5 separate regions of the Homo sapiens genome follow, and all the other regions are linked to region 1. Evidence: chromatin loops called from intact Hi-C (ENCODE). Cell type or tissue: A673. All regions are shown on one strand.

Region 1 (5,000 bases):
ATTATACTATGACTTTCCAGTGCATCAGGAATAAAACATAAGGCTCGTCAAAGAAGTAATAGAAAAGCAACCTAATATTGAGGCTAACTTGACACAAATCATTCTAATTATTTACATTCAGAGCTCCTTTTGCTGAGACCTTTTTTTTTTTGAAGAGATAAAGGCTATTTTCTAAATACCACTGCTTAGCTACCAAATCTATTAACAGAAAGCCCCTGGCGTTTGATCTTTCAGATTCCAGTGTGCTTCCAGTACTGTTTTTATACTTATCTGCAATAAAAAGGTGATTCCTCCAAGCGCTTTGGATTTGGTTGAATCAGATTTACTGTCTGGCTTCTCAACCTTATTCCCAAGTACAATGTAATAGGAAAATGCAAAGCCCTTTCAAGTCCCCATGGGTTCCTATGGCAGGGTGGTGAAAATTTTGTTTTCTTTACTACTTTTCATTTCATAAGAGAAATAGTCTCAAGGAGAGGATTTCTAATGCAATGTTGTTAGATACAGACCATTAAATATGTAGGGCTGGCTTTCCAGCCTACATATGCAGCCCTATGGGAAAACTCTCCCTTTGTCATGGAAACCCAGGGGAGGAGTTGGTCTGTGCTGTTTTATGAATAAAAAATCCAGAAGGGGAACTCTTTTTCCATTTTAAAGCCAGGAGGAGTTTTTAGGACTTTCATTTTTTCACACTTGCCTGTTAGAGAAATGGCATAAGTTTTATGGTATTGTGCATCTAGAATGTTCTTAGCACCACCTGAAAATTATTATTTCCGCTGATAGTTAAGACAGATGATAGATGACTGATCGATGATAGATGATTGATTGATTGATTGATTCAGGGACAGTATAATCCACTGTTATACATAACCAGAAGCATAATTGGGCAAATAGCATTTGATTCATCTGTCTTTGGACCTCCTAAAGGAAGATGGGCTGATTTAAAATGTTATCTTGAAAAATGTATAGTCTTGTATTTGTTTGGAGGGTTCTAGACATAGGCATTGTTAGAAATGGTTTAGAAAATTAGGAAAGGCTACTCAAACCATAGTGGCGTTAAAAAAAAGGCCAAGAATTAGGAAATTGTTTGTAGGGCTGCTAGAATCACAATGATGTTGGAGAAGGTCTAGAACATTAGCATGGACTGATAATTCAGGGAAGAGTACCAAGATTTCCAGAGTGCTATCCTCCTCCCCCCAAATATATTTTCCATCTTTTTTGAAATGAGTGAGACCTACCAATAGGCACAGGGCTTTTCAAATGCATTCACACTCTCCAGTTCACCAGTTCTGTTGTAATGGTTAATTTGAGACTGCAGGCTCTGGGCCCCCACTGCCAAGGCTCAAAACCAGGCCCTACTACTTGTGCTATGTGATCAAGGCCAAGAGACTTCACTCTTCACTGCCTCAGTGTGTTCACTGTTCTTGTGAGGTTGTGGTGATTAAACAATAAGATAGGAGTGATGGGTGTAGCATGGGGCCAGCCACTTAGTGAGGATTTGATGACATCTCACTAAACAAAAAGGTCACCATAGAAATGCAATTCTCAGTTATTGCATCTGTAAAGTTGAGACATCAACAGCTACCTTTCAACATTTTTTACAAATTGGAGGCAATTATGGATTTGGTTGCTGAGTGTCCAATAGGTATGGTAGCCATCACTGTTGTTATCATAATTTTTATCAACACCTGTCTCACTCCTTGTTGTACAGGTCAAGAAAACCCAACTAGATCATAGCTTCTTGAAGACAAGCAGGCTTCATGGGATACTACCTGCATAGTTGCACAAGGCCCAGTGTTTAGAAGTACCTGACACTCTGTAGTTGCCACGTTCAAATTCCTAATAATATTTAAACAGGGAACCCTGCATTTTCATTTTGCACTGGGCTCTACAAATTACGTAGCTGATCCTGAGGACAGGGACTGTTTCTAACTTGGTTTTATAAACTTTGTCTTCCAGGCACAGTTCTTTATACACAGTAGGTTTGCATTAGATGTTTCTTGAAGTGAATGGGCATTGCCACTAATTAATAATAACTGAACATGAAAATCATTTATTCAATGCCCACTTTCGGAAATCCAGGCTCCTCCTGAGCTTATAAAGTCCTTTTGTGGACAGGCCTTTGGCCAATAACAAGAATCAATGGTGACAATAATCGTTCCAAGTAAATCTTGTAAATGTAGAAATGGATTGAGTATTTGCAGGATGTACTTCATAAATTCAGACAGGAAGGTTGGTTAAATGTTTAAAATTGTTGTTTGGAACAGATTAAAGGGTGCAAAAAATGTTAGCAAAATCACTTGGGAAAGGTGGTTTCTAATGTTTTTAATATTGGCACAGTTAGTAACTGACTTTAAATCCTTCCTTGATCAACATAAAAAGACATTTCAAGGGAAAGGAAATAAATGGTAATGCCATTAACCATCACACATTGTAGAAGTACCTATTATAAAAAATCCTTTCTAAGTTTTACTGTTCTGGATCTAAGCTTATTTCATAGAAATACAGAATTAAATACTACACTTGATTTCATTTTGGAATATTAATGAGACTGAAATAAGCTTTAAATTTTTCTTTGACTCATTAAGCTGGAAAGTCAAAGTGCTAAAAATACATACTTTTGCTTCAACATAGGCTGAAATGGATACAAAGAATTTTGTGTCAGGGGGAGTTTAACTTAGAGTAAAAGGACCTATCGGGGGAAATTTGAAGCAATTGTAATGTAGAATTTGGCTATTATACATAAACATATGTCTATATTCATCATGTAGCTTTACTTGTCAGAAAATATCTATCTTAAAACTTGTACAGTCAGAAAAAGTATCAATAACATAAAATTTCACAGCCCCCTTTTAGAACTATGGCCTTAACATTTTGTAGGGAAATAAAGCTTTGGTTAACCTTGGCTCTGGTAGACCTCATTAAAATAACAGCCTGTCAGTTTCAAGTTTAAAATAACAGGGTTGTCAGTTTTATATGCAGTGGAACAATCTACAGTTTTATTCTCGGGGATAAGACTGGTAAGGGGGTGAAAGGTGGACAAAGACTGGACAACACTGCCATCTGGTGGTTATAATGAAGGTGGCCTCTAAATGCCTGGAGACGAGGCTGGACCATCTTGAAGGAAAAGAGGGTGACGTCAGCCTGCTTTAAGCAAGTCACTGTTCGACTTTTTGATAGCCTTTTGCCTTTAAAATGTAGGTACATGCCCAGAGCCTAGATGCAATTTATAATCTCAAAGTTACAGTAAATCAATAATAAACTCTGCTCTTTGGTAATCTTTAATCCCTGCATATCCATGATTTGAGAAAATTAATTTTCAAGAGAATGAAATCTTGTGAAAAGAATTAGATTCAACAAAAACTTTATTTTACTTTAAGTTCTGGGATACATGTGCAGAACGTGCAGGTTTGGTACATAGGTATACATGTGCCATGGTGGTTTGCTGCACCTATCAGCCCATCATCTACGTTTTAAGCCCCACATGCATTACGTATTTGTCCTAATGCTCTCCTTCCCCTTGCCCCCACCCCCCGACAGGCCCTGGTGTGTGATGTTGCCCTTCCCGTGTCCATGTGTTCTCGTTAGATTCAACGAAAACTTTAAAAAATATTTTCCTTTATTAAAACCACCACATATCTGGTGTTTTATTGCATGAGTATCTTGTGAGAAATTCATCAAACTGATGATATATGATTTGTTTACTTTTCTGGATGATTATTAAACTTCAGTAAAAATAAATAAATGCAAACCAAAAAAAGCTGTTCATAGGCAAAATTTTGATGGCTGTCACAAAGCTGGATGGAACATGTTCCCATTTATATAAACTGAAGCAATTCTAGACATAGGCTGGATTCAAACAGACTTCTACTGTAACCTAACTTCGATTCAGTTCTTTCCTGCTGTACTTCGGACAGTTGACTGGGGGTATGGAGCAGGGGCAGGAGAGTGAGGTCAGAGAAAAATGAGTTCTGTTGATTTGAAATGCAACCTACTCAAAAAGTTCAGAAGAAGATACTGAACTCTCTAATGTTGAGCTAATAGCCCACCTTTAGTTCATTCAGACAACAACCCCTAGCCTAGGAACCATGCTCAACCCCTCTCAGTAGCAACTGGCCCCCTCTCCTGACGTGCTTAGGAAGGACCTTAGACCATGCCCTCAATATGGTAGCCACCAGCCATACATGGCTATTGACCACTAGGGATGTGCTGTAGACAGAACTGAGATGAGCTCTAAGCGAAAAACCCACAACAGATTTTGAAACCTGTGCCATCTAACATGGCAGCCATTAACAATGTGTGACTATTGAGCAATGGAGATGTCCGGTGGAATGAACTGAGATGGACTGTAAGTATAAAATACAAACTAGGCTTTAAAGACTTAGTACCAGAAAATAATAAAGAATATACAATATCTCATTTAAATGTTTCGTGTTCACTATGTATTGAAACAATGTTTTGAATAAGTTGTGTTAAACAAAACATAACATTGAAGTTAGCTTCAACTTACTTTTTTTAAAATGTGGCAACTAGAAAATTTAAAATTACACCTGTAGCTCCTTTGTGGCTTACATGATGTTTCTACTGGATATTGCTGCCTTCAGGCTCTCATTGCTTCTTCGAACAGGATGGCCATTTTGCTATTTTACAAGTTGTTTTCTCTCTCACTGGAGCTAAAGTGGGCTGCCTATGACACTTCTGCAGCTTGTAGGAGACTAAGAGGACCCATTTAGGTTATTGGATGCTTATGATGCAAAGGTGAAAGTCAAGCAAAATTATGTCACCTGGGTCTAATCATAAGCAGAGTAAATCGTACTCCCTGGTTGGTGCCCCATGGGGTAAATTGGATCTTTAAGGTAACCAGATGGCTCTCAGGAACAGGTAATTTACCTCACCGGGGTAAGAACTTGATTTGCAAGAAAGAATACAGTTTAGTCCCCCAATGCCATATGTCCCCATGGTGACATTTGTACTCATTAAGTACTTCCAGTTCCAAGTGCCCT
Region 2 (5,000 bases), 1.1 Mb before region 1:
GAAGGAACTAGAGGTATTTTTTTTCTTAAGATTGCAGTGATGTTGAGGCAACCATTTTCTTTGCAAAGAAAACACCTTGAAGTGTTCTAAAAAATAATAATAATAAATAACTTTTATTTACTATTTTCTTAATAGATGAGAATAACTCAAAGTCACTAGCACTTGTGAAATGAACTTAACAAAAGCCACTATGATTGAGACCATCCTGGCTTACACGGTGAAACCTCGTCTCTACTAAAAATACAAAAAAATTAGCCGGATGTGGTGGTGGGCACCTGTATTCCCAGCTACTAGGGAGGTTGAGGCAGGAGGTGAACCCCAGAGGCGGAGCTTGCAGTGAGCCGAGATTGTGCCACTGCATTCAGGCCTGGGCGGCAGAGCAAGACTGTCTCAAAAAAAAAAAAAAAAAAAAAAAAAAAAGCCACTATGCACACATTATAGGTATTTTTAAATGACAGGCCTTACATTTTTTCCTGGAAAAAAAAAATTGTCTTTTAGCTGTTTGCTTATCCTAATTTCCCCCCCAAATCTCCATGATTGGGAGTTTTTCAAACTTAAAAAACTGTGACATTTAAAATTTCTGGTAATTTGTTCTCTTTTTTCTTTTCTTTTTTTTTTTACAGCCAAATATTTAACAAAAATTTTAAGTATAATGTAACATTTTATTATGAAAGAAACAACTACTGGAAACTAACTTGCAACAAAAACCATTCTAGTATCTTTGCAGTACCCTTAGGAGATACCTAATTCTTTAAAGAGATGTTTATATTAATGAACTGATTTTAGAAGACAGAATTTTTGAGATCGCTTTTAGATACCTACAAGCTATATTAAAAATCACCAATAAACAAATTAAGATTATCTTTGACCTCTGTTTTCTGTTGGCCTAACAAATGTTTTTGCAGAGTTTAGGATTGCTATTTTGAAAATGGGAACTTGTAATTCTAAAGTACTAACAATCTGAAAATGCAGGATTGCTGGACACTCCTATGTGGTGATCCATTATTAGCTTCTCCTCCAACTATATTTGCCTTGAACTTGAGAATCTTAGTTTACTGTTACTTTTACATTATCAAGTGCTAATGTGTGAAAGGATTTTATTATGCTTTTACTACTCATTTCATGATATGGTATCTTATTCAATATTCTTTCACAGACTTGGGGATATTAGATATCAGGTCAAGCATTATGTTAAAAGCTTAGGCCAATCTTTTTATATGACCGCAATAAAGAATATATTCATTTCACTTATATTACCACATGGCCCTCATAAAAGGTCAGTTTCAATTGAATATAAAATACCTTACAAATGGCAAATCATATGTCATCAACAACACACCTATTATGAATAATCTATTTTCAATTACCACCTTCCCCTCTTTAAAATATAACTTGGAAATGTCTTAGAATCACTAAGAGATCTTCATTATGTATTTTGTGCAAAAGACATAAAAATTGTATATTTTTCTGTTTTAGTCAACAAAATATGTATGGAGTAATCACACTTAAATTTCAGTTAAAACAAGTTAGGTGCATCAGATATTCAGACCAAAAAACATGAAATTATATTTTTTCCATTTTGTTGTTAACACAAAATTTAACTAATTAACTGAATCAGTTACTCGGCCTGGGCTATTGATGATGAGATAATATTACAAGAAGTTATATGTATACACATAAGCTGGTTGCTGTGATTTAGGAGTGCCAATTTATTCTTACTCAGAACATGCTTAGCAGTGTATACAAAGGTTTCCAGTATAACAAAGGGTTGACTATATATAGAAATATAGGTTAGAATGAGCTTAATTCTATGTGATAACCAAGGTTGATTTTTACAACTGGAATAACAATTTCCTAGAACAGAAAAACCTGTAGCATATTTAAAAATGAGTTTTAACCTTTCTAGCCATGATTTTAAAAAGCACAGTCTTGACAAAACTGCTTAGTCCCCTAAAGGATATATTTTCAAAAGTATGATCTTATGTTTGAAAAAAAAAAAGTCTAAAAATGTTCTGTACTTTAAAAGGCCCACAAAAAGTGTTTTTTTTTTTTTTCTTTTTTAAGTGAGCCTCTGTCACAATTACTATAATCAGGAAAAATGGAATACAAATAAGCAAGAGCAGGCTTTTTCCCAGTACGACACTTCCTACAGCTATCTTCATTCAGGGTGACAATTTCTATTTTAACCTAATTAAGTATAAGAGAGGACCAGTGTCCTAAGCCATAAGCCTGAAGGTTCCTGGAAGTACTGAGCTGCTCATTACCTCCCGGGCACTGCTGGGAGCCGCTGCCTGAAACTTCTGGAAGGTGCCACGGATGCCCAGAAGGAGGCTCTGCTGCACAGCGCCAGCCTGTAGGTGCACCACCTTCAACCGCATTTCAGCCTGGTTACTGTGGAATTGATTTTCACGGCTCATGACAGAAGCTGTTTTCAGCCCATGAAAAGGAAGTGGCTGGAGCTGATACGCCTAACACAAACAGCAAATTGCTCCATGGCTTTCATAGCATTCGAGGCCTGTTACCTTAAGGTTCTAATGGCCTTTTAACAGTGTTTCCAGCTGAGCAGCAGATGTAAAGGATACTGAACATTGAAAGCACTGTTCTTTTTTCCCCTCCCTGAAAGAATCATTGTTTACAGACATTGTACCAACACCATATCCTAGGACCTATTCACTGGCATGTTAGATTTGAAAAACTGAAACAAATTTCAGATAAATAGAAAGTATTATCAGTGCCATAAACCTACCACCTTACTGAGCTGTCTGTCCTATATTACCACCCATCAGGAACTGAGATCACTGAGGACGTATTTTCACCATTAATAGGGGCCCCCATTTGGTAATATCGCATCAGGGAAAATAATTAATGGAACCCTGTGAAACCTCTGAAACTCCTTATACTTTAAATTGATTGATTTTAATCCTAAAAATTGCTGTGTATTTCTGAAAATAACACATTTAACATTTAGAATTGTATCCTTTCTGCCTTTGGCTTCCCTTTCTGTTGTTCTGAGTGTTTAGTTTCGTCCTCTGTTGGTAAGGGTTGTGAAATGTTTGCCTTATAGGCAGCTATGGGCTTCCTGCATAGGGAACATGAAGGCCTTTAAAAGGTTTGGTCTGTTGAAAGAGGTTGGCATTTCAGTCTTGTGGACTTTTGGGAAAAAAATGTTAAACATAACTGAAGAGCCCTTGTCAAATTGGAGGTTTTTCCATTTTAAAAACTAGAGAAATAGTATGTCTTTTGATTTCACTTTGGTCCAAGCAGCGCCTCATATTTCCACTTTCCAGTGGTAACTAGCAGAGGTAAGAGAAAAACAGCCATGCGGGTGAGTCATCATTCCTCACTCCAGGAAATGGCTCATTTTACAAGCTTTTGGAAGGACCTTTGGGAAGTTGTGAGCTGCCACCATTTTTGAATTGAAAATATACATATGTTGCAACTCTGATGTAAAAGGCATATAGTTCCTTTTTCCTCCACCTCTTGGTTTCTCCTTCTCCTTCTCTTCTTGCTCATATAACCTGTGTAGTTTTCCGCAGGAGCTCCCACTTGATGGGTAACAGGAGAAAACATTTTAGTCTGATCTAGTTGAAAATGTAGTCTGATCAGTTTTGCCTTTCTAGCTGACAGTCAATCAAGTGGGATACTTGCTGTGGTGCAGTGGCTTTGACTCCTGGCTCCTCTACTTAGCCTTTTCTGAACCTCTCTGTGCCTTGATTTTTCCATCTGTAAACAGGGGTAATAGCAATTCCTATCTCTCATCACTGGGATTGTGCTACACGAATGAACACTTCTAAAGCTCTTAGAATAGTATCTGACAAGTACGAAAGGCTGTACACATGCTTGTCAATTAACACAGAGTAGAGGAGGAAATAAATCTCTTAGATTGCGGAGTGATAAAGGAGTGACTCTTTCTCACGAAAGAAAACTGAGGGTCCTAGGGCTCTGCCCATTTCCAGGGCCCTGCTGGCCTGCATATCTGGGGGTGGTATACTTTGTGATCTGCTCTTATTCAAGTTGGGAAGGACCGGGTAACTAGTCCCCTTCCTTTGGTATTCACCCTCACATTGGCCTTTCTGGGCATGAAGACCTCCTGAGTCACTGGTTTGTCACTCAACTGGCCTCTGGCCCACCTCCAGCCTTGATCACTTGGCATGGGGGGACCATGACAAGCCTCTGGTTTGCAACTCCGCTGCTTTCTGAGTTCTTCCCAGGAGGGCTCTAGGGATTGCTGAGCCAGACCAGTGCTACCCAGGTGAGGGGTGTAGCTCTCCCTCTGAGTACTCTGTGCCCCAAAGTTGACCCTAAAGTTGGTCCAGGTAGCCCACCAGGCAATCTCTTCACAGAATCCTAGGCAGAATTTGGGCCCCACATCCTGCTTCCCTTTGGCTTCCCAGCATTGAGGCAAAGCTCAGAGAGAAACTGGGTGTATTAGTTTGTTTTCACACTGCTGATAAAGACATATCCAAGACTGGGCAATTTACAAAAGAAAGAGGTTTAATGAACTCACAGTTCCACATGGCTGGGGAGGCCTCACAATCATGGTGGAGGGTGAAAGACACGTCTCACATGGCAGCAGTCAAGAGAAGAGAATGAGAGCCAAGCGAAAGGGGTTTGCTCTTATAAAACCATCAGATCTCGTGAGACTTATTCACTACCACAAAACAGTATGGAGGAAACCATCCCCATGATTCAGTTATCTCCCACTGGGTCCCTCTACAACCTGAGGGAATGATGGGAGCTACAATTCAAGATGAGATTTGGGTGGGGACATAGCCAAGCCGTATCACTGGGTGACTTGGCAAACCATTACCATTCTTCCACCTCCTTCCTTTGCACAGACCCCTTGGGCAGGGATGGGTTTGCTATCTCTTTCTCTTTCTGACTGGAATTCAAGCCCTTCTGCCACATTTAGAGACTTCTGCCTACTAAAGAGATGATGTAACAGACCCTCATGCCCTTAGAGGTGGAAACCTATAAGGAAATAAATGATTTAAGGAGCA
Region 3 (5,000 bases), 1.8 Mb before region 1:
TCTGATTTCTGGTTAAAGATTTATTTTACTTAGTTGATATAATTAACCTTCAATTAATTAATGTTATTAATATTGTGATATGTTTATATGTAAAAAATGGTGAGATCAAGTCCAAAAAAGTGGATATGGAGGAAAATCCATATACAACCAACACAGCAGAACCTACCAAATATTCAAAAGAAAGGGTGTCTGAATTGAAATTTAACTACAATTATACCTATTAGTATTATTTTTATAATTTACATCTATTTTTATGGCACCTTTACATTGCTAGAGTTGATCCTCACAACAGCCACATAAAATGCTGAGTTCAAATATCATCTTAATTTTACCAATATGGAAGCTGAAGCTCTGTGCAATAAACAAATTGCCAAAAGCCACATAGCTGGCGAGTGACTGCTCAATGTTTTTCTCCTCCTTCTTTTGATTCCAAGTTCCAGACCCTTCTCACCAAGACTTACCACCATCTCTTTTGACTCTTATGTCTAACATAGTTGGGGAGACATCCTTAGCATTAAATATTCTCTTGGGGAAATATACAATCAGTTGTTGCATACATAATTTGAGAGGGGGCTAGTTTTGTCCATTTCTGAAAATTTGGGAGGAGCATACAAACAGCTGAGGCAAGGATTCTGAGAATAATTAGACTCATATCTCACATGTCATAAATTGTTGCCACATATATGGTTCCAGTTCTATTCTCACCATAATCCTGAAGTATAGAGAGACAGCAACTCTGTGCATTTCATAACAGAGCAAGTTGAGGCTTACGACTTGGGGTTAAATGACTTGAACAGGATGACACAAGCAGTAAGTGAAAGAAGGAGCCAGGCCATGCGCCATGGTGTATATTAAAATGTCTTTCTGGTATCAGTGTGCTTCATGATCCTTTCAATTGTATATATTTCCCAATAACCTGATTAATTATATATATTTCCCAATAACCAGATTTCATATAAATATGAAACTGCATTCCAAATCCAAATATGGCAGATTCATTTGGAATATCCATTATTTCAAGGATTACTTTTAATATTACAAAAGTGCCTTTCCGGTATCAGTGTGCTTCATGATCCTTTTAATTATATATATTTCCCAATAACTAGATTAATCCAATAAAATATAAATATGAAACTGCATTCCAAATCCAAATATGGCAAACTCATTTGGAATATCCATTATTTCAAGGATTACTTTTAATATTACAAAAATGTGAGCTTGTAATCCCAGCACTTTGGGAGGCGAAGGTGAGTGGATTGCTTGAGACCAGGAGTTCAAGACTAGCCTGGGCAACATGGCGAGGTCCCATATCTACAAAAACTAGAAAAATTAAATGAGTTTGGTGGTGCCTGTGGTCCCAGCTACTCAGGAGGCTGAGGTGGAAGGATCACCTGTGCCCAGGAGGTCAAGGCTGCAGTGAGAAATGATCGCAACACTGCACGCCGGCCTGGACAACAGAATGAGCCCCTGTCTGGAAAAAAGAAAAAAAAGTAAGCTGTTAGCCATGTGAAATCTTAGGCTATAAATCTACTTCATCTAGATTAAATAAGATTATTGATAAACTTTTATTTTTCTGATTGAGATATTTGAAAATAAGCATGTTCATATTTGAAAATACATTTGTTTTTGTATAATATTGATTTTCCTTCAGAATTAAATATCTGGTCCGAGTTGACTAAATAATAGAACTATCATCTCTTCATTTTCATAGTAAAAATACTATGCTAAAAAGAGACAATTTTCCCAAATGACCTTCTTTGTCAGGAAGCTTTCTGAGTGTCCAACCATTGTTGTCCATTTTTTAACGGTATCACCTTTTGTTGGGACATTTTGGCCTTTCGCCAAAAGCTGAATACCATCATTCTTTGTTGTGTTCTTTGTTCTGTTTTCAGCAGGGAAGATGGATACCGCTGTGGTGACCCTGGCCTCTTGATAAGGAAGGCACACTGATGTCACAGAAGCATTTCTGTTAGATATGGTTGGGTTCATTAGGCAAAAAAGGGGGTTTCTTTTTTAAAATAAAATGACATTAGGGTTTCTTTATACCCTGATCAATGCTAAGAATGAAGCTCTAATAATCCTTTAAGAATAAAAGACAATGAAAAAGAATTCTTTTTTACATTAACCTTTTTTCCCAAGTTGTTCTTCCTCAATATATTATCTCACCATATGACACAAAATGTCTAGCTTCATGATTTATTATTCTGTATATAACTGAAAGCAAGAGATATCTGTTAGCAAAATAACAGGAAAAACTCAACCATTTTACTAGGGGGATTGCAGTTCTCTATTCCTGTAGCTCTTCCCAAAACAAAAAACAAAATGGTAATTGCCTATTATAACTATTAGAGAAAGATTAGATATGTAGATATTGACTTCTTTGAGATGGTAAAGCACAAATCTCTCAAGTTACTTTTCATTTTTCAAAATAAAAAATAATAAATTGGCTTTGATGCGATCAATTTAACTTTACCAATAATTGTTCTCTGGACCAATGCTTAAGTTTTATGAGATTTTTTTGTAAGTGTACAGAGGTTGAATTTTATCAAAACTATCATGACATTAATCCAGGTAGACCACTATCTCTCCCTCAAACTTTCACTAGCAAGTGGTTTTAAAGATCGTGGCTACTGGTCTGATGGGAATTTATGGTAAATAAAATGTATGTGTCAGTTTCCTCAGGTGTGCCTAATAAAGGTATTTAACTCAAAAGCATATAGTGAGCATTTAATAGGTTCATGAATCTAAACCATTTTTAAGGGTAACTGGCACTAAGCTGTTAGCTATTATGTTAGTAGTCCAGTTATGAGAGAATTAAATTTAAAAAGTAGTGCTGAACATTTATTGCCTCATTGTACTACTCCAGAGACAAGAAGCAGATGATTTTCAATTATACAATGTTTTTCCAATATGATTTCTTAGATTCTGTTATAGTTTTCAATTTCTTGCCTCTCAGCTTTTAATTCATTCTTCAATATTTACTCTGTGCTAATGAATGGGATGGATTCCTTTCTCCCGAACAGTGAGTACATTGTTAAAATTTCTCGGTAGAGGGCGATATAGTGACATTACAAGAGGAAGAGGGCTTCCGCTGGTTCAGGCGGTTGCACCCTTGGTCAACAGAGCATGTGTGAAGACAACTGATCATAGCTCCTACCATGTGGCTAAAATGCGTGCTCCCTTGGCAACCTTGCAATCCCAGGCTAGCCTAGTAACTCCTTCCTACAGCCCTCCCAATGTGGACACTGCATATTCCAGTTGTCATCAGCAGCATACCAATGTCTTCATACCTGCCCAGTTGCAGTCCACCTGCACCCTGAAGAGGGACTTCTTCTTTGCTTGTCTAGTGAATGTGCATCAGATCTGGTCTGGGCAAACCGACGAAGTTCTCCGTCATCCAGTGAACAGCAATCGCACCTTCTCCAACCTCCAACAAGGCCTGAACCTGAGCCCTGGGGAGGTATTCTTCCAAGTTTGTCTTTCCTAAATTACTCTCCCTCAGGCCTAAGGTATCTTTTAGTTTCCACTGCACCTTGTAGTTATGTTACTCTCATTGCTTAATAATTCTTTATAATAAAACTTCTCTTGTTTAAAATACTACAAGTCTGTCTACGGATTCAACTCAGAGTGATACAGATAAAGTAGAAATCATTTTTGCCAAGGAAATGACTTTTATCTAAATCCTGAAAGAGAGCTGCTCTTTTGAAACAACTCTGCTAGCACCTTTTCAGAGTGCATCCATCTAGAAACTCATTTAATCCTCTAACAACCCTATTTCTTGGACAGGGAAAATTGAGGCAATACCTTCTTCAAATCATTCTGAAGCTAATAAATTAATTTTTTTTCAAAGTTTGTTGTATTTTCACCTGAAGAGTTTCATTCAGTGTCTGGAAAATAGTAATCTCTTTATAAGTATTACAGATTGTCATAATTGATATGAACTATCAGAAAAATATTCATCATTCTCTCTCATAGTATTGGGTTTTCTGCATGTTCCTGATGATCTTTGATTCTCTATTTATATTCATGTGAAAGAACTGGATTACTGACACACATAACTTCTGTAAGATTTTGTTTCTGTTGTGAATGATTTCATCATCAGCAGGTCTTTCTTCTGAGTGGGCAGTCTGGCTCTGAACTCTATGTGCAGACAGACAAGTCAAGACAACTTTGAGGTGAGCAGGAGAGCAGCTGAGATTGCCCTAAAATGCCAGAGAATCATAATAAATCAAAGGACTATCCCTACTCGGAAGAATGTTTATTACTTGAGAGTGTTATTTGCTGGTCTTATCTAGCAAGAAGGTCAGGAGTAAAGACACTTCTGCCAGCTTTTATCTCAGAATGGACCAAAAGGAAGGAAGAGAAAGGGACGCTGGAAAGAGATAGAACTATTCATCCACAAAACCTCAATGATTTCCCTGATTTCTGTTCCATTACAGCTTTGCTATACTCAATTGCTCACATGAAGCTTAAAACCTCCTGAGGCGCTACCCTTGGCAATAGTTTCCATCTTCTCTACTCCTTCTGCTCCCTTCTGGGCAAATTTTGGACAACTAGCAGCTCTGTTCTCTTTTATTCTTATAATAGTGAAGCTGATTGAATAGTGGCCACCAAAAAGATATGTTCAAGTCTTGACTTCTGGTAACTGAAAATTTGATCTTACTTGGAAATAGGGTCTTTGCAGATGTAATTAAGTTAATAAGCTCAAAAGGAGACCATCCTGGACTTAGGGTCCTAATTCCAGTGACTGTTATTTTTATAATTAAAAGAAAAGGTAATTTGAAACACAGACACATTGGGGAAAAGGCCATTCATGCAGTGAGAATGGACATAAAAATTGGAGTTATGCAGCCACAAGCGAGAGAACATTTTCAGACACTAGAAACTGGAAGAGGCTGGGACTCTCCCAGAGCCTGCAGAGGGAACCTGGCCCTGCCAACACCTTGATTTTGGACATCTGGCCTCCAGAACTGCGCGAGAATGCATTTCAGTTGTTTTAA
Region 4 (5,000 bases), 1.4 Mb before region 1:
ATTTCACACAGGAGCCTCCAGTGGCCCCTTAGGGACAGCGTGTAGACACAGATAAAGAGTTCTTGAGCACTATAAAGTACAGAGGAACAAACTGACTGCTCTATGAATTAATACCAACATTTATTTAGATTAGGTAAGACACTTATGGTACATTGAAAACAAAGTGATTAAAAACACATTTATGCAAATCTCATTTGTGGCAGATAGGACTCTCAGATTTGGCAGTTGTGTGATCTTAACAAATATGGCTTTAATAATGCATTAAGACTTAATTCATGAATTTTCCGTATTGGATTGTTTAGAAATTAGTCCCCATTTGGGAAAGATCCTGTTGCACTGAAATTAGTGTGGGGGGACTGGTATAAGGTTAATGGATTTGGGTGTTTAGAATACATTTGTTCACTTAATTCATCAGAAAGGCAGCCCAAGTCTTCAAAAATAAAACTATCACCATCTGCACAGCAACAGTTAGTATTCATCAAAATATTTAGTCAAAACAACCAGATCAAAGTCCTATCGAATCTACAAAGGGACCTGTGACACCCTTAGCCCAATTTCAGAGCACTGAAATATGACCCTGAAGAGGTTAAATGCTTTGTCTATTGTCAGACTTCTAGGATAAGCAAAGCCACAACTAATATCAGGTCTTCTGACTAAATCCAATTTTTCTTAGCTACACCATAGGGTATCCGGTTCTGTGGTTGTTTATTTGCATGAAAGAGAACAACTTTATTCTCATATAGGCGGATGCCATCAGCCCAGATTGGGTATGAATGTATCAGTCCCCCAGGACATTGTAGTTGGTTAGCATATAAATCTTAAGAAGTATTTGCCTGGTCTGCAACATTCTCTTTTTTCCTGGGAATTCGAACCTCACAGTTCAAAGGAATGGACCTCTTAGCACCATTTTGACCCACTCCTCCACTTTGTATGCTACGGAGCGGGATTTTGGAATTGCAGCTGAGAGGTTCTCTTCCTCTTTGAGCTCTTCTCTTGAATTGAAGTAACGTGAACTCTGGAACTGCGGGGACTCTAGCAGAAGAAGAACTGCAGGTAAAGTGACCGCTGATGACAAGAACAAAGCCGGCATGCAGCGAGAAACAGAGCAAAGACCAGGTAGCCCCAGGGAGAGAGTGCCTTGGTTCCTCATTATTTTCCAGTTCCCGCAGGCTCTCCAGTGTCAAGGCTCACCTGTACTTTCTACTCTTGCATTCTGAAATATATTTCTAATTCCTCATACCAGGCAATGCAATCTCAAACAAGAGACTCTAAGAGAAAGTGTGAAGCCATTAGGATTTCCCCTGGCTGGCTATGCAGTGGGCAGTCTTTGGAAGTATACTGGAAGAATATGAGAATGTGCTTCAGAAGCTACAATAACTTGAGTGTATGAAACCAGAAACAGACAAACTCTATTTCAGATGTTTTACACTGAAAGTGGAGAAAATTAGGGCATACTCCATAGAGACAGTTGGTGCCTAGGTCAAAACATTTATAAGAAAATTCTATGCTCCACCCCTCTATTAGTCAGGATATGCTAACAGATATAACACACACAAAAAATCGAAGTTTCAAAAGCTTAGCATATGAAAAGCTTATTTCTCACTAACGCAAATGTTCTGTTTAGGCAGCTGCCTTGTGCAGATATCCTACAAATAATAACTCAAGGACAAACGCTTAGTTAATCAGTGGCTCACTCTGCCCTAGTTATTTATTTCTTCCTAGTTTAATTTATTAATTAATTTTTTTTTGGAGACTTGCTCTGGGTGCAATCATAGCTTCGTAGCTCACTGCAGGCTCGATCTCCTGGGCTCAAGCAATTTCCCAGCTTCAGCCTCTTGAGTAGCACACGCTTGGCTAATTTACTTTATTTTATATATATGTATAATATATTATATTTATATTTATACACACACACACACACACACACACACACACACACACACATACATATATATATATTTTTTTTTTTTAGAGACGAGGGTCTTGCTTTGTTGCCCCAGGCTGGTCTCAAACTCCTGACTTCAAATGATCCTTCTGCCTTGACCTCCCAAATTGCTGGGATTACAGGCATAAGCCACCACACCCAGCCCCCCAGCTCTTTAATTCCTTTGTTGAATCCTCTCTATCCAGGCAGTATAGTAAAGGAGAAAATTCAGAAATTTGAAGTTATACAAGTTAAAACACTACCTACCTCAGACTCCAAACAAGAAGAGTTAAGACTGAAAAAGATTTTGAGCTACAAAACCCCCTTAATTCTGTGCCCCACAAAACATGACCAGATTCAGGCTACAGCCATCTCATCTATTATTTCAGATGGCCTTTGAGTGATCAGCCACAAATCGAGAAGGAGACAAGGGATGAGAAAGAAAAGGCATAAGCCAACCTTGCGAAGTATATCTAGGAAGGAACTTTGGATGGTGGTCACTGCCACATGAAGTCTAATGCAAGCCCACTAAATTTATAAATTTATAAATCATATTACCAAAAGCAATGAAAATTCTTGACTTCATACACCTTTGACTAGAGCAGCCTTAATAAAAATTTTGGGCTCTTGGATTTGCACCAGCAGGAATGGGCTCTAAAAACTCTGTAGCCACTAAGGAGAGCACAGTTCTCAGTATCGATTTCCGAGGTGGAGAATAATAAAAAAGAAAGCATCTCCCAGAAGGTGGAGCTCGAGTCTGCAGAGAACAGCAAACAGGTAGTGTCTCTAAAACAGCAAAATCAGGTTCTAATCAAGGAACTTTCCCCACTCTTTGAGTAAGATTTTGCAACTTTTATGGGCCAACTATTGCCATGCCTCTGCCATTTGACCTGTTTCTATATGGGAGATTTATTGCTGTTGTCTGTGGTTGGTTTGTAATTATTTGGGGAAAGGTACAGTGCAGACAACTTGTCTTTTTAGCTCTAAGGTGGATCAAGATGCCACATTATAATCTGATGGAGATGACTGGGAAACACTTAGAAATACTGGACTTTGAGCATAAATAGTAACCAGGTGGGGTTTTGAGTTATCTCGATGTGTGTGGGAAAAGAGTGAAACAGATAGTTGGTCACCAAAGGAGAGAGGCTGTTGCGGTTGCAGAGACTGGCTCATTGTTCACCAAATTAGTGTTATTCTCCACCAGGGCACACAGCTAGACATTTCCTCCTTTGCAATTAGAAACAGCCATGTGACTGAGTTCTGGCCAATGGGAGGGCACCTTCCATTTCTGGACCTTGGCAATGTAAAGTCCTTATGACCAACTACCTCTCTCTTCCCCATCAACTAGTTGGAAGTAGAAACATTTTTAAAGATGACATAAAGTCAGCCTAATTCCCAAAATGGCTGTCTTCCCCACTGGTGGCTATCTAGACTCTATGTGAGTTACTGACGTAAACTGAGATTTAGGAGTTCATTTGTCAACACTCAGAATGATCTTAGCTAATAAACCCCTCTACCCCTATAAAAAGGCTTAATGAGCTAACTGAGACAATATAGGTTTCTGGCAACTAGAATAGTAATAGCTAAGACAATCCAACTGTGGAATTATTACTTAGGCTCCTCCAAGGACCATAGGTTACTTTGTTCATAGCGCAGCTCCAGTGGAATAAAAATAACCTAAATAAATCAAAACAAACAGCAAGTACAAATAAAACAGAATACTTTGTTCTTGAAAGATCAAATGTAAATCAAGCCTCTACTATCTCCAAGTCTTTATCTTCAATGATGCCCTGAGGTTAAGGTCGTTTTGAAGAAATAATAGCGATAGACTAGCATACAGATCTGCTGGGAAGCTGAAGTCTCACACTACCCAGGGCCCAAATTTTGTTTTTAATTTAAATAGACAAGGATATTCCCAGATTATTACTTTTCAAGGATCCTAAAGATGTTTTATGGTAAGCTACAGACTCCAAGACGAAACTGAAGTTGTTATAGGAGTTGTAGTATCAGATAAAATGCCACCTATATAAAGAGGACCCTGAAGGCTGTTCATCAGAGGCCCTCTGCACTCTTAAGGACTGGTTACAAAGATAAAAAGAAGTGGTGTCCAGAGAACACATATCATCCCAAAAGGTTAATCCTGACCCCAAATGTTCCCAGTGGTTCCCTGAAGATCCTGAACCAGAAAAAGTTTCTCGTGGCAGGGAAAAATAGTGGGCAGGTTTTTAAACCAATTGTCACACATGCCACAATAAGCAGCTGATCATTTCTGTGCCTTATTTTTCTGTGCCTGTTTCAGGATGCTCTTTATCCTTGGGACACACGATTGTATATATTAGCATAGAAATGTTGGTTTTTGCCCCATTTGCTAAATGGGATTTTTTTGGTGACAGTTTTCTCTTCCACCACTAAAAACCTCCCCACTATAGGTTGCAGTTGTCTCTGGATACAACAATTTCCTGGGCCTAAGGGTCACCATGCCTTAGTAAATGGTTGACTTCTTTCACATAGGGGCCAAACCCAAGAACACTGGTGAACATGTGGGAAGAAGGAAAGCTATCTGTCGAGCAGCCAAGGAAAAAAGATGATACCTTCAAAGATGTCTCCCAGTCCGTGATAACATTCCTCATATGGGAACTGACCCCTTCCACTAACAGAGGGGAATGACGCCTCTGGAAGTCTGTTCATACAATGTGACAGTACAAATGTTCTGTTCTGGACATAATTGATAAGCCAGAAGTGGGCACAGCATTGAAGTTGAACAAATAAAACTATTTTTCCTGAAAACTTAGAGTTTGAGTTTCTACATCAGCCTAGTGGTCCACTTAACTGAGGTGGTTCAACAGCAGCAGAAATGAAGCTGGCCTCTTCTGCTAAGATCACAGAAAAGAAGGTGAAGCCAGACTGTCAAGAGCAGAGAATCATACAAACAAACAAGGAAAAGCAGAGGCAACAGGTCATGAATTCCAGGAAGAATTAAGTGAGTGTGGGCACATGGACTTCTGATTATTCCTGCTTTAAATCAAACTGAACTCAACAACCTTCCATTCTGCAAGGTAACTCTGCATCTTTCAAA
Region 5 (5,000 bases), 1.6 Mb before region 1:
AAGGAGTGTAGCAGTTTCCTACAGAAATAGCTGTAACAGACTTTGTTCCCATAGTTCACCAAGCAATTCCAGAATTGCAATGCATGTTCTTCAAAATAGTGATCCTCTTTAACAAATGACTTCTGTCTTCCCAGTTGTATTTTTCATCTGCACATTTCTTGTTGGTGAACTGAATTTATTCCTGTTGTTTGTCACGTAATACCTAGAAAGGTGATTTAAATACTACTCTGGCTCTAGAGGGGAAGAAAATAGCTTACCAGCTACATTTGATAGGATGTCATGGAAGTCAACAAATATAGGAACTTCCTGTGTTATTATGTTACATATGATCTTTCCCTCCCATCTGCTGCTCAAAATTTGCTATTCAATCACTTAATGTATATTCCTGCATTAGATAAGAATACAGATTTTATGGCATAAATCAGAGCAGTGGGAACTGTTGATAGATCATCAGAAGCTATTTTTCATGTGACTATGAACAAAGAATTCTTCCCAGATAACCATGGATCTTTGGCTAAAAAGCTCCCACATAATTTTGGATTGTTTACTTTTTCTTCTTTTCTGTTTTGTTTCATTAGTTGTATAAAGAACATTGCCATCAACAACCAGGAGAAAACAACACAGAAACATAGAAAATTTCACAACTGACAAAGCTTTTCTACCTTCATTATCCATTTCAATCGTATGCCAACCATGTTAGATATCATCGTTCTCTCTTTATAGATGTAAAAGAGGTGAGCCTTGGAGATATTGTGGCATATATGAAAATATTTCAATTGTGATAGTAAGAGGCAGTTTTTTAGAGCCATATTCAAATGTGAACATTTTTTTCCACATCCCATATAACAACTGTTTTCCTAAAAAGCACTTGGCCAAACAACATAATAAAAAGAATTGCTTAGGCCAGGCACGGTGGCTCACACCTGTAATCCCAGTACTTTGGGAGGCCGAGGCAAGTGGATCACGAGTTCAGGAGTTCAAGACCAGCCTGGCCAAGGTGATGAAACCCAGTCTCTATTAAAAATACAAAAATTAGCCAGGCATGGTGGTGGGTGCCTGGAATCCCAGCTATTCGGAAGGCTGAAGCAGAGAATTGCTTGAACCTGGGAGGCAGAAGTTGCAGTGAGCCAAGATCACGCCACTGCACTCCAGCCTGGACGACAGAGCAAGACTTCCTCTCAAAAGAAAAAAAGAATTGGTTAAGCAACATAGTAACTTTATTTATTCCATGGTTGAGTACTCAGATTTTGTACGTATACATGTTGCAACGAAAAATATAATTAAACATTATTTTCAAAACAGTTGAATAGAGTGATCAGCACAGGTTCCTGAAAAAAGACTTGACTCGTCTTTTCTATGAGAGTGTGTGCATGTTTCTTGTTCAGATGAGACCCTAGAAGTACTATTTATAGACTGTAAGATTGAAAAACTCTACATTTTGAACATTTCTTAATAACTAATTCCACAAGTCTATTTATGAATCAGAATTTCCTCCTATTTCTCCCTTTTCCAGCGTGAGCTCTAAATTCAAGAAATAGTGAGCTGGAAGAAGGCTTAGGAAGGGAAATAATTCTAAATGATTAAGTAAACAAAATAATTTGATCAGTATAACTCTAGTCTCCTGACAGCAAATAAAACAGAGAATTAACAATTAACAGGAACATATGATGACTTCATTCATTATCAGTAATAATGCTATCTGGACTTCATGAGGGGCTGGACTTGGATGTTTATACTTACTTTGGAATTTTATCTCATAAATTTTCTCAACTCTGGAGAATTTATTTAACTCTTGCTGTACTATACCAAGGATTAACCACTGTATACAGTAGAGAAAATACAGATATCCTGAAACAGAGAAGATTCTAGAGTTTACATGGAAGCAGGAAAGAAATGACAATTATGGAAAATTTATCCCACGGTGATGGACAAGGGCTCATACAACAAACATGTTTTCTGTCTATGTCTCCAGTTCTCACCTACAATCTAAACTTGTGTGTGTGTGCAGAATGCTTAGAGAATTAATCTAGTTTTTGAAGATTCTGATCCAACAGACTATATGCAAAACATGGTGATTTTAACATGTAGTTTACTTATTATTTCTGAAATGCAGCACATATTTTTGCCTAAGTTTTTCTTTTTCCTTATTGTCAATGATGAAGAAATATCCATGATATAAGACTCAGGATTGGAGACTTTGTCTCTCACCACTGAGATCAGTGAACGTGGCAAGAGTCAATCATTCCATCTCTATTATAAAACCCCAAATATAAGATTTTATTCTTCATACAATCTGGTGCTAATAATAACAGTAACAAAAATCATGAATATTCTTTCATGTTTATAAGAAGATCCCTCCATTTTCTGCTACTTCCTGCTTCTTCATTTATATGCCAGCAACACAGAGTTACCCATATTTCTCTGAATACCTCTCATGCTTACAATTGATTTCTTAATTTTGCTGTCTGAATATCCTTCCTCTGCTTGTTTGCCTTGCTACTTTCCTCTCATCTTTCAAGATTCAGCTCCAGGTTGACCACATCTAGAAAGTCTTCCCACCGAGGCTCCTCAGATACTGTTTTTATCCCCTCTCTTCATCTCTTTTTCATCCTTCATTGTAATGGCCATTTGTTTTTCTGTCTCCCTATTAGACTGCCAGCTCCCTGGGTAAGGAATTCAGATCTCAGCATAGCTCTATCCTGGTGCTTTATAGTATCTGGCACAATGTATGTCTACAAAACATTTTTTATAAATTAATGTATGGCTAATATTTTATTTTAAAAGGTAGAGCTTATAAAGTAGGAGCATGATATTTTATCAATCTTTCAGGACAATCTTTAGAAGTGGAAAGAGTAGCAAAAAAATACTCCAAGATGAACGTCTCAGACTAGTTTGTGTTGGAACCTGGACTTGAAACAAATTCTATGCTGAAACAAACAACAGCAACCAATAAGCTTTCTTTAGTACCACTGAATATATAGGGAATGTGGACATGAAATTAAAATATACTATTTTATTTATTCCTCATGACAGCCCTACAGAGGGCAGCATAGATAACATTATCCCTATTTTCCAAGTGAGGATACTGAAGTTTGGAGAGTTTATGTGACTTTCCCGAAGTGGCAGGCACAATAAACAGAGAGGCTAAGAGTCAAGCCCTGTTCGAATTCACTCCAAATCTGTGCTGTGAAGGGCAAGACCGTAAAACTTCTCAAACCGTATTCTTCTCGGTGTGGGTAGGATTACTTTTCCAAAATATTATTACATTCATTGTTTCTATTGTTCAAACTCTGCAAATACACATTTGGTAACATAGCAGTGCACATTCAAAGAGATGGTATCAATGTGTTATCTTCCATTGACAAGAATCCAGGCCTCCAGCAAGAGGGAAAAAGGAGATCCTGGTTATGTGAATTGCCAGCTACAGCCCTTGCCTCAGAGTTAGGTTCTAGCAAGTCTACACCTCTGCCGCCAGACATATACCATGAATATAATATTTACTTTAACTTTTTGGGGTGTTATATTTTCTAAACTCAATTTGACATTTAATTATATTCAGATATTTAAAGAAACAATTTTATTCTGAGTTTATCAAAAACAAACTCTCAGATCCAGAATTAATTTGGGGAGTTTTCACTCTGGAGAGAAGCTGTTGTTACATTTGAATCCTCTACACTTTCTCCTTCTTCTCCTACCACACATCAAATGTGTATTTTCTTCAGAAGTCATCAGCTTCATTAAACATAATGTAATTTGGCTGTTTGAAATTCACAATGTATTAAAAAGTCAAGAGCAAAACCTTTGAGAAATAATTTAATGCTGAAAATTATCTTTTTCTCTTTTTCCTTCAATTCATACAAACATTAAAGGTTTGTTACAGGTAATTTGGAGACATCATAGTGAATGTGATTTCATTTATTGAAATAATGTTGTCTTCCAACACACAGAATGGGAAAAAATATTTGCCAACTATCCATCTGACAAACGCTTAATAAGCAGAAAATATAAGGAACTCAACTCAATAGGAAAAAATCTAATAATCTGATTAAAAATGGGCAAAAGGTCTAAGAAAGACATACCAATGGCAGAGAAATGCAAATTAAAACTACAATGAGATATCATCTCACCCCAGTTAAAATGGCTTTTATTGAAAGGGCAAACAATAAAAAATGCTGATAAGGATGTGGAGAAAAGGGAACGCTTGTACATTGCTAGTGGGAATGTAAATTAGCACAGCTACTATGGAAAACAGTATGGAAGTTTCTCATAAAACTAAAAATAGAACTATCATATGATCCAGCAATCCCACTGCTAGGTATATACCCAAAAGAAAGGAAATCAGCATATCAAATGTAGATCTGTACTACCATGTTTAGTGCAGCACTATTCACAATAGCCATGATTTGGAAGCAACAGAAGTGTTCATCGGCAAACTAATGGATAAAGAAAATGCGGTACACAATGAAGTATAATACCATTCAGCCACAAAAAGAATGAGATCCTGTCATTTGAAACATTATGGATGGAACTGGAGGATATTATGTGAAGTGAAATAGGCCAGGCATAGAAAAACAAACTTCACGTTTTCACCCATTTGTGAGAGCAAAAAAATTAAACAATCGAACTCATGGAGATAGGGAATAGAATGATGGTTATCAGGGGCTGGGAAGGGTAGTGGGGCAAAGGGGTGGAGTCAGGATTATGAATAGGTACAAAAATATAGCTAGAATGAATAAAATCTCCTATTTGCTATCACAACAACAGGGTGACTACAGTCAACGGGGTTAAAGACCAGCCTGGCCAACATGGTGAAACCCCATCTCTACTAAAATACAAAACTTAGCCGGGCATGATTGCAGGTGCCTGTAATCCCAGATACTCCGGAGGCTGAGGTGGGAGAATTGCTTGAGCCTTGAGCAATTGCCTCTGCCTTGAGGCAGAGGTTGCAGTGAACCCAGATTGCACCACTGCACTCCAGCTTGGGCAACAGAGTGAGACTC

What was found. A loop is a pair of places that touch in the nucleus more often than their neighbours do. Peaks named below come from ENCODE experiments on the same cell type or tissue, not always from the same donor. Only the 100,000 strongest peaks of a DNase experiment are listed, where the experiment ranks them.
Region 2: it touches region 1 in a loop (4-fold over the local background); 6 of 110 quality-filtered maps call a loop at or near these places.
Region 3: it touches region 1 in a loop (6-fold over the local background); 3 of 110 quality-filtered maps call a loop at or near these places.
Region 4: a loop joins it to region 1, with 2.2 times the contacts of the local background. A loop is called at or near these places in 6 of 110 quality-filtered maps.
Region 5: it touches region 1 in a loop (6-fold over the local background); 7 of 110 quality-filtered maps call a loop at or near these places.

What each region holds. Positions count from the first base shown.
Region 1 is chr13:94,359,523-94,364,522 of GRCh38, forward strand. The region is part of intron 6 of GPC6 (glypican 6); the gene reads left to right. Among named protein-coding and RNA genes, the nearest start is that of DCT, 120 kb to the right of the region's middle. In A673, a CTCF peak has its summit at 3,061 (motif pointing left); a DNase peak (open chromatin) is centred at 3,069; H3K4me3 peaks cover 364 bases; H3K27ac peaks cover 1,175 bases.
Region 2 is chr13:93,246,398-93,251,397 of GRCh38, forward strand. The region is part of intron 1 of GPC6 (glypican 6); the gene reads left to right. Among named protein-coding and RNA genes, the nearest start is that of GPC6, 22 kb to the left of the region's middle. RefSeq lists enhancers at 1,827-2,328, 2,329-2,828. In A673, a CTCF peak has its summit at 2,322 (motif pointing right); DNase peaks (open chromatin) are centred at 2,404 and 3,344; H3K4me3 peaks cover 841 bases; H3K27ac peaks cover 2,847 bases.
Region 3 is chr13:92,570,561-92,575,560 of GRCh38, forward strand. The region is part of intron 7 of GPC5 (glypican 5); the gene reads left to right. Among named protein-coding and RNA genes, the nearest start is that of MIR548AS, 83 kb to the left of the region's middle. In A673, a CTCF peak has its summit at 3,039; a DNase peak (open chromatin) is centred at 3,081.
Region 4 is chr13:92,965,449-92,970,448 of GRCh38, forward strand. No RefSeq gene overlaps it. Among named protein-coding and RNA genes, the nearest start is that of LINC00363, 77 kb to the right of the region's middle. In A673, a CTCF peak has its summit at 2,670 (motif pointing right); no DNase peak of the experiment used is centred here.
Region 5 is chr13:92,713,885-92,718,884 of GRCh38, forward strand. The region is part of intron 7 of GPC5 (glypican 5); the gene reads left to right. The region is part of intron 1 of GPC5-AS1 (GPC5 antisense RNA 1); the gene reads right to left. Among named protein-coding and RNA genes, the nearest start is that of GPC5-AS1, 5.2 kb to the right of the region's middle. In A673, a CTCF peak has its summit at 3,032 (motif pointing right); no DNase peak of the experiment used is centred here.